Linked DNA regions of Homo sapiens: regions 2 and 3 are each linked to region 1. A link is a contact called in ENCODE Hi-C or POLR2A ChIA-PET data. All regions are on one chromosome and are shown on one strand. Each heading gives the region's core, a stretch centred on a gene start or an enhancer-like site at or near the end of the contact. The rest is flanking DNA. Distances are from core to core; before and after follow the strand shown.

Region 1 (4,493 bases), core at 1,240-3,739:
CTCCAGTAAAATGTTGAGAGAAGTGGAAAAAGTGGACATCATTGCCTTTTTCTCAATCTTAGGAAAAGAACATACATTTTTATAACTAAGTATGATATTAATAGCAGGTTTGTCATAGATATCACATATAAGGTAGGGAGTTTTCTTCCATTCTTAGTTGGCAGAGAGTTTTTATCATGAATAGATGTTGAATTTATCAAGTGATCTTTCAGTGTCTATTGAGATGACAGTTTTTCTTTTTATAGACTTGATATAATGAACTGATTACTTGTAGAAATTTGAATAACCTTGCATTCCTAACATGAATCTAATTTTCTTGTCATATGTCATCCTTTTTGTTTGTTTGTTCTGAGGCGGAGTCTTGTTCTGGAGTACAGTGGCGCGATCTCGGCTCACTGCAACCTCCCCATGCCGGGTTCAAGCGATTCTCCTGCCTCAGCCTCCTGTGTAGCTGGGACTACAGGCACATGGCGCCATACCCGGCTAATTTTTGTATTTTTAGTAGAGACGAGGTTTCACCATGTTGGCCAGGCTGGTCTTGAACTCCTGACCTCAAGTGATCCACCCGCCTTGGTCTCCCAAAGTGCTGGGATTACAGGCGTGAGCCACTGCACCTTGCCATCATATGTCATCCTTTTTATGTACTGCTGGATTTTGCTTGCTAACATTTCTGCTTTTATGTTTGCATGTGATATTGTATTGTAATTGTCTTTTGTCAGGTTTCGATACCAGTGTGGTGCTAGCCTCATAAAACAAGCATCCAATCTCCTAATTTCTCTAAGAGTTAGTATAGAATTGGTATTACTCCTTCCTTAAATGTTTGGGAGAATTTAATAGTAAGGCCATTTGGCCTGGAGAGTGTTTGTTTGTTTTGTTGCTTTTGAGAAATGGTGTTGCTCTGTTGTCCAGGCTGGAGTACAATGGCACACTCACAGTTCACTGCAGCCTCGAACTCTCCAGCTCAAGTGATCCTCTCACCTCAGCCTCCCTAAGTAGTTGGGACTACAGATGAGCACCACCACGCCTGGCTAATATTTGTATTTTTTTTGTGGAGACAAGGGACAGGGTTTCACCATGTTGCCCAGGCTGGTCTGGAACTCCTGGTCTCAAGGGATCCACCTACTTCAGCCTCCCAAAGCCACTGTGCCTGCCCTGGCCTGAAGTTTTCTTGTAAGAAGTGGTGTGTGTGTGTGTGTGTGTGTGTGTGTGTGTGTGTGTGTGCAGAGAGAGAGGAGGGAGGCTTAACCAAAGATTCTGAGTACTACGATAAATACAGAGATACTCAAATTTTCTTCTTTTGTTGATTTTTGACAGTTTGCGTCTTTTAAGGAATTTGTCCATTTCACCTATGCTTATTGGCATAAAAATGTTCATAATGTTCTTTTAATATCCTTGTCCTTTTAATGACTAAATTTCATAGTGATGAAACCTTTTTAATTCCTGATACTGATAATTTGTTTATTTTCTTTATCAGTTTGGGTAGGGGGGTTATCAATTATATTGCTCTTTTAGAAAAACAACTTTTGCATGTATTTCCTTCCATTTATTTCATCCCATTTATTTCTACTATTTATCATTTCATTCATTTTGCTTGCTTTGGTTTCAATATGCTGGGGGTTTTTTCTAGTTACTTAAGACAAAAGTTTATTGAATTGAGTTCTTCTTTTTAATGTAAGCAGGTACTGTTACAAATTTTAGTGTTTTCATTTTAATTTAATTCAACGTATTTTCTAATTTTCCTGTGATTTTTCCTGATTCACAGGTTAGTTAGAAGTATGATTCTTAATTTCCAAATATTTAGAGTATTTCAAGTATCTACTTTATTTCTAGTTTAATGCCATTATGATCAGACTATACACTTTGTACGATTTAAATCTTTTTAAAGTTGATGACATTTGTTTTATGGCTCGGAATATGGTATCGCTTAGTGAATGTTTCATGTGCACTTGACAGGAGTGTGTATTCTGCTATTGTTGGGTTGGTCACCTATAAACGTCAATTAGGTCAAGTTGGTTAGTGCTTTCCAAGTTTTCCATATCCATACTAATTTTCTGTCTACTTGTTCCATCTGTTACAGAGAAAATTAATTGTTGCACTTGCCTGCCTCACAGTCCATGGACAAAAGGCATCTGCATTCTAACAAGAGTTGCTGGCCCCAGAGCGGGAAGAGGGGACGGCGCGACTGTGGGTGTGAACGAGGCACTCACTTCGCACTCACTGGAGTAAATATCTTCTCTTTGGTCCGGCCAGAGGATAAACCCATAGTCCTTAAGTCCTCTCCTCCGCCTCAGCAGCAGTTCTGTTTTTTTTTTTTTACCAGGCCCCGCCTTTCAGCCGAACGCACCAATTAAAGGTACAAAAAAAAAAGTTTCTCAGTACCTCGTCCCGGACTGACGGACTCTCGCGAGAATTCGTGGGGCTCCGACTGTTTCCGCGCAGATATCGCGAGGCGATTGGTAGCCGGGGGAGGGCTGCGCCGTGGCCCCGCCTTTCCGGAGCGCGGGCGCGCGGTGGCGGGAATTTCGCCTGTTTGCGGTTTAGACCCCAAAGATTCCTGTTGGTGGTCTGGGTCACAGGAGGCAGGTTTCGGGAGCTGGAAATGTGAGCGGGTACGACAGGCACCGCGGGTAACCGACGCCCCGGGTCCTTGCTGCAGCCGGGTACGCGGGATACCGGCACCCCGCCTTCTCCGCCCGAGTGCTGCCAGGCGTGGGCCTGGTGGGTCTCGCCTCCTCCTTGGAGGGTCGGGGTTGGCCCTAGGGGTTGCTTTCCTAATTTCCACCCCGAGCCGGGGAGGGAGCGTTCTCCACCCTGCTGCTGGGAAACGGGCGGAGAGTGGTTTAGAAACGTTGCGGAGGGCGCAGTTCTAGGCAAGCCCGGGACGCTATGTCCTGCAGACATTTCTTTGCTTTTCACCTTGTCCTGGGCTGCAGAGCCCGACTTAGTGGCCGGATTTCGAGGTCCCTGCCACAGCCAGTTGGTTGTGCATTTTGTCTTAAGTTCTGACAGCCTTGATGGACGGAGGGCGAGGGGGAATTGGGAATTTGGCCTCTGGGTTTGTTCGTTTGTTTTTCCTTCCTGCTGGCGGACGTCTTGAGAACTTTCTGAAGTAATCCCCACTCTCTCGGCCCCACCCCCCCCCCCCCAACAGGAATCTCTTCACACCTTCTCTTTGGAGCCCTTAATGATACGACGAACCCCAAGTGTTTCAGAACATGAAGTAAACAATGGAGAACTGTTCTGCTGCATCGACGTTCCTGACTGACAGCTTAGAGCTGGAGCTGGGGACGGAATGGTGCAAACCTCCTTACTTTTCTTGTGCTGTTGACAACAGAGGAGGAGGAAAACATTTTTCTGGAGAATCCTACCTCTGCAGCGGAGCCCTTAAGCGGTAGGTAAAACTCAGAGACATTTTCCCTCATCTGATTATTCACCAGTTTTTTAGGAATGTTAGTTATTTCAGCCCATTAAACTTTGGTGTTCACCAAGTCGTGTTTTATAAATCAGCTTAGTATATCATAAGGGTACAAATGATTATCAGTTCTGCTGGCTTCTTGGTAAGGGCATATCTAAAGTATTTGGGGTATTAGGGAAAACTTCCTTGGTAACTGATGTTCCCTTACTGTAGGGAGCTGGGCACTAATTTTTCTTCTACTTAAAATGAATTCCTAACTATCTGAGCCTTTTGCAGTAGTATTTCCTTCTAAAGAGTGTGATAATATTCTAGAGCTTTCCAGTAATATTTAAGAGAGACAAACATTTTTTATTGCCCCTGTTCCTTCTAATCCTACCTGCACATATAGAAGTGTATAGACTTATTTTGCCTTGGGCAGGTACATATATATTACAGTAAAACTGTTCTTGAAATATTTTGGTAATACCTGCTGAGGCAGTTTCAGTGAGGAAACTATTTTTGTTGACCTTATAGTTGTACCTTGTTAGAAATCTTAAATAGAATACTCAACTTCATTAGTTGGATACTATTCTCCAGACATGGCTCAGAATAACTGTTAGCAGTTTTAAAATTAAATGTCCCCTCAAAGGATGAAATTCTACAACTGAAGACTACTGGTGAAGACAGGCAGAAATATGTTTTTTAGAATTCTTGTTGATTTTTCCTCTTAAGTTACATTACACTTTAGTCGTACATTTTATCAATATAGAAGATTGACGTTTTAATACAGTCTAGCTATTGTAATCTTGAATGTGTAAAGTACCAAGGCATTTTCTGACTTTTTATACATGTCATGTATAATATGGATTCAAATAATGTAAAGAAAAGAGCCGTCGTATTATGGTACTTAGTATACTTTTTATGAGATTGAAACAATTTTCATTTCAGATTGATTTTGAATCTTGACCCTTTACCAACTAATTTTGAAGAAGATACCTTGGAAATATTTGGCATTCAGTGGGTTACTGAAACAGCATTAGTGAATTCATCTAGAGAACTCTTTCATTTATTCAGGTATTTCTTCGTTATAACTTTCTGT
Region 2 (4,493 bases), core at 1,306-3,805, 450 kb after region 1:
CAAAGCTGGGCTCTTTGGCACTTGGATACTGAAATGTGATTATTCGTAGGCCACTTTTTTTTCCCCCAAGTTGAATATATATATATATATCAGGGAATTTCCATGAGCTCTTATCAAATTAAATTGATTGCATAACTAAAAAGGCCTAACAATGAATGTGGGCTTGAGGTACATGGAGGCAGGTTTATAATTTAGGGAAAAATAATTGAATACAATCATGGTTTATATATTGTTTGTTTGCAGGTGGTTTGTGAAATGTCACAAATGTCACTCAGGATCTTCTCAGTGGCTCTGAGGCCAAAGGATGTGGCTGGTTGGCTCAATTACTAGCACCTCCATGACCCATCAGCATTCTCATTCTTCTGATCCTGAGACTGTTGGTAAAGGAGCAGAGAGGTGGTCAGTCCCCTTGGTGACAGTGGTGGTGATGTGTGTATACTGGGGAATGGGGATTGTAGTGGGCATTTATAGTCTTTATCTACTCAACATTCTTTTGCCTTCTTTATTAACAACACTTTAATTTTCCTTTGGGAAACCTCTTTCTTTCTACTCGGTCCCTGTGGTTTGGGTATATATGAAGGGTACATACAATTATTTCCCTTGACCTTTTTGTAGATAAAGGCAAATAACCCCAGCCTGGCAGTGTGCATTCCATCCCATAGTTACAATGGTTAGTTCAGAGATGAACGCAGGATCCACGTGGGTCTGGTGAGACATTCTTCAGCTTGCTTTCTTTCTGATGCGACTAATTGCTAAGGAGGTTGGATGTTAAGACTGGAGATGTAGGTCTTCCCTCTGTTTAGAGAAATAAAACCAGTGCAGTGAAAGCACAATGAAGACAGGGAGAGAAATTGAGTCCTGATGCTCTTTGAGTATCTGGAGTAAAAAGGATTTCTAAGAACGTGTGTGTGTGTGTGTGTGTGTGTGTGTGTGTGCGCGCGCCAGTTCTACTTATGGGATTTATAAACATATGAACCAATAAATTCCAATGCCCTTTGCTGCAGGTTTTGCTAACTCAGTTTGAGTTGTGTGCTGGCCACATCCAACTATCCTGACTTCACTTTTGCTCGCTGATAATCTCCTTTCCCATCTTAAAAGTTTGGTCCAGGCAAGACCATGTCTCCTGCTTTTATTGAGCCCAGGGCTTATTTCGTCTCCATCTGGTTACAGAAGTTTCTTCAACCTTTTGTATAGTCTCCTCTTGCCTTATTCTTCTACAAGTTCAACACAAGTGCTTCTTTCACAGCTGTAGGTGGCAGGAGGCAAAGAACTGAGATGTTCTGGTTCAGTCTCAGGGTAGTGATATGCAAGTGCCTTTGTGTGAATGAGGAAATGCCACTCTCTCCGAGCTTGGTGCTAGGACTGGTGCTCTGGAACCCAGGCTAGATCTTAACTCCAAATTGCCTGCCCACCTCCTCAGACAGAGGACACAGTGCAGAGTACAAACTGCACAACACTATACTGAAGTCCCATAGGTCCAAGAAGCAAGGGTTGGAACTATGAGGTAGAAAAACAAGTCCGTGGACAGTAGCAACCCTCTGCTGCTCATGCCCACTGCTGCTGTGGTCTCTTCCTAGGGTGACGATAGCTGCTGATGCTGGGAGCCTCCTGGGCATCACCACCTGAGGCTGTGGCCTCAGTAATGATCACATATGTTGATAATAGCTGAAAATATCACTTGTCACTGAAAGCAGCATTTTCCACTGTCTCAAGATGATACTTTTTCTGGGGGGTCTTCCTGAGTTGTTTGGCATCTTTACAGCCCATGTGTTGATGAAAGTGAATCGTTTTAGAAATCCAGTGGGAGGCCAGCTGGGGATTGGCCATTGGAAGAGAACAGAGCACCGGGTAAAGGAGGATACCTGGCAATTCTCCCATGCCACACATCAGGGACACCTTCAAGCATTGGTCTAGGGGCCCCAGCTGGCTTTTAGTTATTTCAGTCTTCTGGACGCCTGCGTGAGACCCTCATCATTGTGTTGGAAATGAGGAAGAATAACCAAAGAAGAAACGCGAGTAGCCTCGGGGAACGCAAATCCACTGGGCAGTAGCCACTGGAGGTGCACTCTGGGGGCCCGTGGGAGCGGGAAACCAGGACCCTAAAAGGACTGCCAGGGATTAGGGGCGGGGCGACCGTCTGGGAGCGAGGCGCGGGGTGCAGGGCGCAGGCCAACGACGAGGGTTGCCCCAGTGCCGGGTGGGCGCACTTGCGGTACCCTCGATGCCTTTGCCCAGGCGGAGGAACGATGCGACCTGAGCATAGAGGGGTTCAGGGCAGGGAGCGGTCGAAAGGGGCCGGCGATCCGCCCTGGGGCAGCTCGGGCGTGGCCTCCAGGGATCTCTCCGTCTCTACTTGCCTCCTCCCTCTTTACTTGCCTCCTCCCTCTTTACTTGCCCCCTCCCTTTTTACTTGCCTCCTCCCTCTTTCTCTTCTCTCACTCACCTCCCGGTCTAAAACCGGGGCCGGCGCCTTTAAGAGGGAGCGTTGGTTACCCTGGGGGCGGGAACCCCTCGGCGGCTCGCGAGGCGGCGGCGCTCGTCCGCGATGCTCCTCACTTTCAGCTCCAGCTCCCGCCACCGCCGCCTGTATCGCCGCCGCCGCCACCACCTCCTCTTCGTTGTCCTCCTTCCTCCTCCGCCTGGCAGCGTTGTTCTCTGCAGCGGAGGAGAGAAGTGCTATGTCAGGAAAGTTCCGGGAGGGACTACATGGAGCCATGCTCCCTGGGCTCTTCCGCGGGCGCCCGCGCGCTGCCCTTCGCTTGAGGTGAGGTGAGGCTCGGGATCCCCGGCCCGCGATCCCCGGCCCGCGGGACAGGTAGCCGCTCGGGGCGGGGAGCGCTTGCATCCGCTGCGCTGGGCAGGGCGAGCAGTTTGGCGGAGTGCGGGGAGGAATGAGGCTGGAGAGACCGAAGTTGTGCCGGAGAAGCTTGGGTTTTCGGGAGGGTTTTTGCAGCTGGACTGGAGTTATTTCGGTCGGCGCCACACGGTGGGGACCCGGCGGGGACTCGGTTTCTCCCGGGCCGCCCGCCCCCCTCCCCTGCCCGTCTGAGCGGTTAGGCCTTCTAGGAAAACGGTCGGCTGCAGAGGGGCACCCCATGCCGGCTCCTTTCCTGCTGGGCTGTTCTGGTTGAGAATTCAGTGCTGGGAGTGAGAGGAAGGAGATGAGCTCCACTTGAACTTTTACACGGTGGTCTCGCTGCTTGAGGGCTGAAATTTACCTTGTTTGCGAGAGCGAAAGGTCCTTTCGCGCTCCAACAGTTAAGAGAGGTTCCCTCTTCCATGTGGTTCAGCTTGCGGCGCTGTGTGTTGCATCCTTGGCCGGTTTTCAACGTCGCCCTGATTTCAGTCTTTTCTCCTCTGCCCCTTTTCGGAAACATTCTTCTTTTTAATAATAAAATATGTTGTGGAGGCTCAGAGTGCTTAAAAAAAAAATCCAACAACATATCTTTATGAAAATTTCCCCCAGGGCTTGCCCAAATTTTCAAAGAGATCGTTTAGTCTTGGATGAGACTGAGTCTCGACACTTAGGGAATACAGGCATCCCTATAGTAGCATGCAGGTTTTTAGTGAGGTAGGATGAAGTTTAAACCATATGTTTTTAAAATAGGATTTCTCTTTGTTTATTGGGTGAGCTTGTTTTTCATTATGTCTTAGATTAAGAAGCCTTCAACCAGTTCTAGGAGTAGTGTTTCTAAGAATCATGGATAAAAACCTCATGTTTCTTGCATAAGCTGATACTGCTTCAGACATTCTAATCCATTGACGAGGTATGTAATACGTGTTTCATTTAATGAAACCTAACATAAAAGTACATTTATTGCAGACGTGGATAAGTTTTTTTTCCCACGTGTCCCGTGGGTAAAGGAAGCCCCATTTTCTCACACCCCTAGGTCTCTGCCACACCTCTATTCCTGTTTGCCTTATTCACTCACATTGCCAACTACAAATCTAAGGTGCTGATGAAAAGTCCCTATATTTTGTAAAATGTTGCATAGCCAAAATTTTAGTGACATAATTGATTACATCAATTATGAGCATTCAGATCATTTTGAACAATAAAAACAGAATGTGGGAGCTTATTTAAATAAAAGAGTGCCTTGACGTATTTCTGGTATATGCGTTACGTACAATTTTGTGTGTGAAAAGTATACTACCAAGGCAGACGGGATAGTGTAGGAAACATATTGTTTGTAATGGGAAGTTTTCGAAGAAAATCATCCCAGAATAACCAGTAATACTGTAAAATTTTGTTTGGGATATAGATTTTTATCTCTAAGTACAGTTTTGTCACTTTGCTGTAAAGTATACCAGTACCGAAACTCAAAAAAAGAACCCACCATCTCAAGCATTTTCTGAAAATTTCAGCAAGCTGAACATTCTTGGAGAAAAATTTGCTTAGGAAAAATAAACATAACTAAAACCCCTATGTAGTTACTGTTTTACCTTAAGTTTGCTGGACTGCAAGCAAGAAAGTAAGAATTTAGTGTTCCTAA
Region 3 (4,493 bases), core at 1,199-3,698, 390 kb before region 1:
AAGGTCTAATTTTCAACTACAGTTTGAGTTCTTTGCAGACCATTGAAATAATTACAGTTGCTTTTGCTCAACCTCACAGGAGTCTCATGAAGACTGGATAAGTATGGATGTGTCATGATTAAAGCAAAACATGTGAGGTATGATGGCCTGAGTTGAAGGACTGTTATGCCCTATTACTTACATATTCCTGAGAATATGTATTTCACATCTCTTAGCCTTACCTTCCTCTCCTGTGAAATGAAGTTAATAATACTTAGCTCATAGCGTCATTGGGAAGACTGAGGAGGTTATGAATTTAATGACATCTACAGTAGTACTTAGCATTTAGTATGCATCAATAAGTGTTTGGTGCTGATGCCTTTACGGCTAAAATTTTCACTCTGACCTCTCTAACAGAGATGTCATCTCCATTTCAAAAAGCAAGTTAAAGGCCAAGGGCCAAGGATTGAGAAAAGATCCTTGAGAAAGGACTGCATTTATTGTGAATGGAAAGAAATGGTTCATAACTCCTCCTTTTCTCCTTATTTCAAGAAACTCCTGAAATCTTATCTTGTCCATAAAACCTTCCCATTTCTTGCTTCTCTCTACATCGTACACTTCTATGATGATTCTAACTGTTCCCTCTACTCTCTTCACTGACCCATTGGCATAGAATGTTATTTGCATGCAATTGTTAATTTAGTTTATACACTTAGCTAGTGGCTGTCTTCTAGTCTTTGTGCCTTGTGTGTAAAACTTTGTTAATTCTATATGTCTTAGAGAAAAAAGCTCCCTGGTAGCCTAGGCTTGCTTTTCTTGCCTCTCCATTTGCATAATGTTGTATAGCACCATGTAAATACAGATACTTGATTAATGGTTTCTGACAGATGCTATCAAATAAAATATCAGTACTGCAAAATTATAAATGTATATAGTTCTTCTAACCATAATTTTGATCCTTTTTTTCTAAATCCACATAATTTCACTTTGTCTTGAGCTATACTCCTTGGTGCACTGTAATTTGAATAAAACATACACCTGAAAGATCTACTTAAGAGGAAAAAGACATAAAAACTAAATTGAGAAGCTAAATCAGGCTATTAAAAATAATCAATATTCCCCCATGGGATATCTTCTCTCTCCCTTGCTTCCTCCCTCCCTCGTGTGTGTGTGTGTGTGTGTGTGTGTGTGTCTGTGTCTCACAATGCTTCCATAATGCAACATCCTAGAAAGAGGTGATTGTCAGGATAATAATCTTTATATCACCTATCACCTAACATGTTTATTATCACTTACCTTTATTTAAATACGCAATAGTGAAATGAGTTCATCTGCACCCATCCCTTTTAGTGCAGATTTTTGGTTTGCCCTTAGTATAGCCAAGAAAGAAGATCCCAGCTGGTAACTTTCTCAAAAAGAAAAGAAGAAATGATTTGTAATGGACTGAGCTCAGGGTAAAATGTCAGGTGATCCTGATTTTTTGGGTTACAAAAATCCTTCAAACTTTAAGCTGCTACTAGCCTTGTAGAGATTCTGAACCACTGGAGATGTTAAGTAGAGATTCAGCAGAACTGAAGTATCTTCATGGATTTTATCACTTTGTTGTATAACTGAAACTATAGTTACCATCAGTCACTGTTATTTTATTTCGTGTGTGGTGTGTGTGTGTGTGTGTGTGAGAGAGAGAGAGAGAGAGAGAGAGAAAGAGAGAGAGAGAAAGAGAGATACATTTTGGTCATTTTATTTAAAAATAGTTCACCTTCAGAAATAGAAATATGGGATCTATTGATAAACAATGGTACCACTACGACTCTTAAAATTCAAGAAAACAATTAATTACACAAGAAGAGCTACCCTAAAGTTCTCTCCAGAGAGGTCCCAAAGTCAAGATAAAAAGTCTGTTGTTGGGGACATTTTCAGCATAACCTTCTCCTGGGCAGAAAAATGAGTCACTGCCCATATTTCTCAGTTAATATTTTCTTGCCTTATTTTAATGTAGGAAAATACAGAAACGATCTACAGCTGTAAGAATGTGAAATATTCGGGCATCATTCGGGGTTCTCATATGACAAGATTTATCAATCTTTAAAATGCTCAAAAGGCTGTGAGAACAAAAACTGTCAAACACAATCACACAACGGGGCTCCACAGCACCAGAAGAAATTAAGTGAGGATTTCACCAAGTAAGCTGCTCCTTCACACACTCACAGCAGCCAAGAAGAAACAGCAAGCGCTGCGGAGTTGGAAAAAACCTTGCCTCACATGTGGAATAGAACGACACCTACATAGAAAAATAGCGAGCTGGTGCAGTTATCGGCACTGACATTTCAGCTCAACTCCCTCCCTCCCTCTCTCTCTCTTTCCTCCTCAGTCCCACGGGCAGCTGCGGCATTGACAGAAGGCCTGTGTCAGTTTCCATCTGACTGTCACTCTCACTTCTGCCTCTATTATCAGCAGTGCACTGGGGCAGTCCCCGCTTGGAAGGGCTGCTGATCTCTATCTCTCCACTCTACGCTGCCCCTGCCATGAACCTGACTAAGAAGGAGCCAGCCAGAGAGAGCAGGGGGGAAAGGCTGTGCTCTGGGAAAGGGAACTGGGGGAGGGAGGAGGCGGGCGGTTGGGAGGGAAGAGGATGAGAAAAGAAAAGAGAGAAAAACCAACCAAAAAAGGTTAGGGAGGGTAGGGGTGGGCCAGAGGGTGGGGGCGGTAGCGAAGAGGAACAGACCGAGATGAGTGGGGGGCACTGATACAGTTTGGGTCCTTTTCTTATTTTTCCTATCCATTCTCCAGCGTTCAGTCTTTTGTGTCAGCTTTCAGAAATGCTCTGTTTGACTGGCAGCCTGTCACAGATCAGTTACCACCTAAAGCCGCTTGGCAGCGAGAGGTGACGGCCCAGGAAGGGATCTAAGTGGGTTTATCAGTGCTTCTTTACGCCTCGTGAGCTCCTTGACACAAAAGGAAAGGGTATTAAAGATCTAAAGCGAGCCCAAAAGCGTGAAAGCTCCTTATAGGCTGCAGGATGTGGATGTGACTAAATTTTTAAATATTTTGAGTTGATGCTATTCATTTTGCCAATAGAGTAGAAAGAATTTTTGTTACAGAAATGAGTGTATGTTCCACTTGAGTGAGATTTGGAAAAGGGAGGAAGTCCCTAAAATATGTGCTTAGAATATTACAACCGCCCTGTATTTAAAATCATGCATCTGTTTTGAATATAAATAAAATGAGACGCATTTTAAATAAAAATTTAACATTTACATGATTCAAGTTCATTTTAACATTACAGATTTCACTTTTTATGTTTAAACATTATAATTTAATATTCGGCATTTAATTTTTTTGGTGGAAATGGTAAATATGGAAAAGATCCAGAATTCATTAGTTCTCTGCCATATCTTCTCTCTTGGTCCTTTATGCATGGATTATTATTAAAGTAGTGTATTTTTAGCATGCCAATAGCTTCTCTCAACACATTCCTACAATGATAATGGTCCTACTACAGATATCCAAGGCACAGAGCCGTCCCCTTTTTTACCTAATGATAATATTTACTACTATTTTGTTATCTATCTTAAAAGGCCAAGGCTTCCATGGAATATCATTTGAGACGTATGATAATGAATTATCAATGATAACCTACTTTCTGATATCCAGACCGGACAGATTTAATTTAGAAAATGAGTACACCAAACATACTTCTGATCCCACAAACCACATATGATCATGGCAGCCAGTTTCTCATCACAAGCTATTAACTCTGGCATCAGGAGGCCCTGCATCCTGAATGCCTGCTAAAGGATTCTGGATTTGATTTTTTGTTATAATGAAAATCATGAGAAAATAAGTGATTTTTAATAATGTGTTAAAATAGGAAGTTTTCTAATTTCTTGATTTTACATAGAAAAGGCACCCCTTTTTAGTCCCTTTATTGTTTGTTTGCCAACCTGGTTTCTTTCCCCCTTTTTTTAGACTCCATGAATATTACCAAACCTCTCTCAGAGAAATTCCTGCTTGGCTGAAATTCTCTATTTCTTGACATCAATTTATAGACTAATAGATGTGTGAGGATAATCAAATTCAGCTCTATCATTTTATATATAAATACGTGTTTAAACAGTTTCCTACCTATACAGTGCCCTACATAATCTTACTGAGTCCATATTATTATTATTTAAAAATAAATAAAATAAGATTATCTAAGGAACAAAGAAGTCAAGCAAAAAAAGCACATGGGCAAAGGGATTTTGGGGTCAGAAAGACTTAGTCTTCTAGTTACTAACTGCATGGCCTTAGGTAAGTTAACCCTGACATTAACTATTCTAAACTTGGTTCTCTAATCTATAATGGGGAAAAAAATCTACCTTATAGTGTTGCTATGAGAATTAATGAGATAACACACTAAAATTTGGGGTACAATGAATAGCACATGGTAAGCATTCAATAAATAATTGCTATATTATTTCTAATTATTAGTCCAACCAGGCATCAGGTTGTGCACAGGTGTTATCACTTAA

Evidence for each region. Hi-C counts contacts between places; a loop is a spot of excess contacts on that map. ChIA-PET counts read pairs that join two places held with the same protein, here RNA polymerase II (POLR2A). Pooled maps may share reads with other maps.
Region 2: a loop to region 1 is called in a map of CD8-positive, alpha-beta T cell, with 6 times the contacts of the local background. The contact joins the promoter of GPR63 here to the promoter of MMS22L in region 1. A Hi-C loop is called at or near these places in 4 of 168 maps with a recorded cell type or tissue (CD4-positive, alpha-beta memory T cell, CD8-positive, alpha-beta T cell and naive thymus-derived CD4-positive, alpha-beta T cell), 9 of 37 single-sample maps with no recorded cell type and 16 of 50 pooled maps. POLR2A ChIA-PET finds 5 or more read pairs at or near these places in 3 of 52 experiments (OCI-LY7, activated CD4-positive, alpha-beta T cell and activated naive CD4-positive, alpha-beta T cell).
Region 3: a map with no recorded cell type shows a loop between it and region 1 (15-fold over the local background). The contact joins the enhancer-like site here to the promoter of MMS22L in region 1. A Hi-C loop is called at or near these places in 1 of 168 maps with a recorded cell type or tissue (heart left ventricle), 3 of 37 single-sample maps with no recorded cell type and 3 of 50 pooled maps. POLR2A ChIA-PET finds 5 or more read pairs at or near these places in 1 of 52 experiments (WTC11).

Annotation. Positions count from the first base shown.
Region 1 is chr6:97,281,212-97,285,704 of GRCh38, reverse strand. MMS22L (MMS22 like, DNA repair protein) reads left to right here and starts at 2,489. Exons shown (of 25, transcript NM_001350599.2): 1 at 2,489-2,609; 2 at 3,152-3,391; 3 at 4,343-4,468. The coding sequence starts at 3,228. RefSeq lists enhancers at 2,213-2,272, 2,653-2,912.
Region 2 is chr6:96,835,539-96,840,031 of GRCh38, reverse strand. GPR63 (G protein-coupled receptor 63) reads left to right here and starts at 2,555. Exons shown (of 2, transcript NM_030784.4): 1 at 2,555-2,764. RefSeq lists a silencer at 2,996-3,045.
Region 3 is chr6:97,667,291-97,671,783 of GRCh38, reverse strand. All of the region lies in intron 3 of LOC101927314 (a long non-coding RNA gene), which reads right to left. Among named protein-coding and RNA genes, the nearest start is that of MIR2113, 350 kb to the left of the region's middle. RefSeq lists an enhancer at 2,717-3,575. Within about 2 kb of position 2,448, at least 5 of the 41 ENCODE cell types and tissues checked have a DNase peak (open chromatin) inside an H3K27ac peak, as active enhancers do; they include heart left ventricle, where a contact is called at or near this core.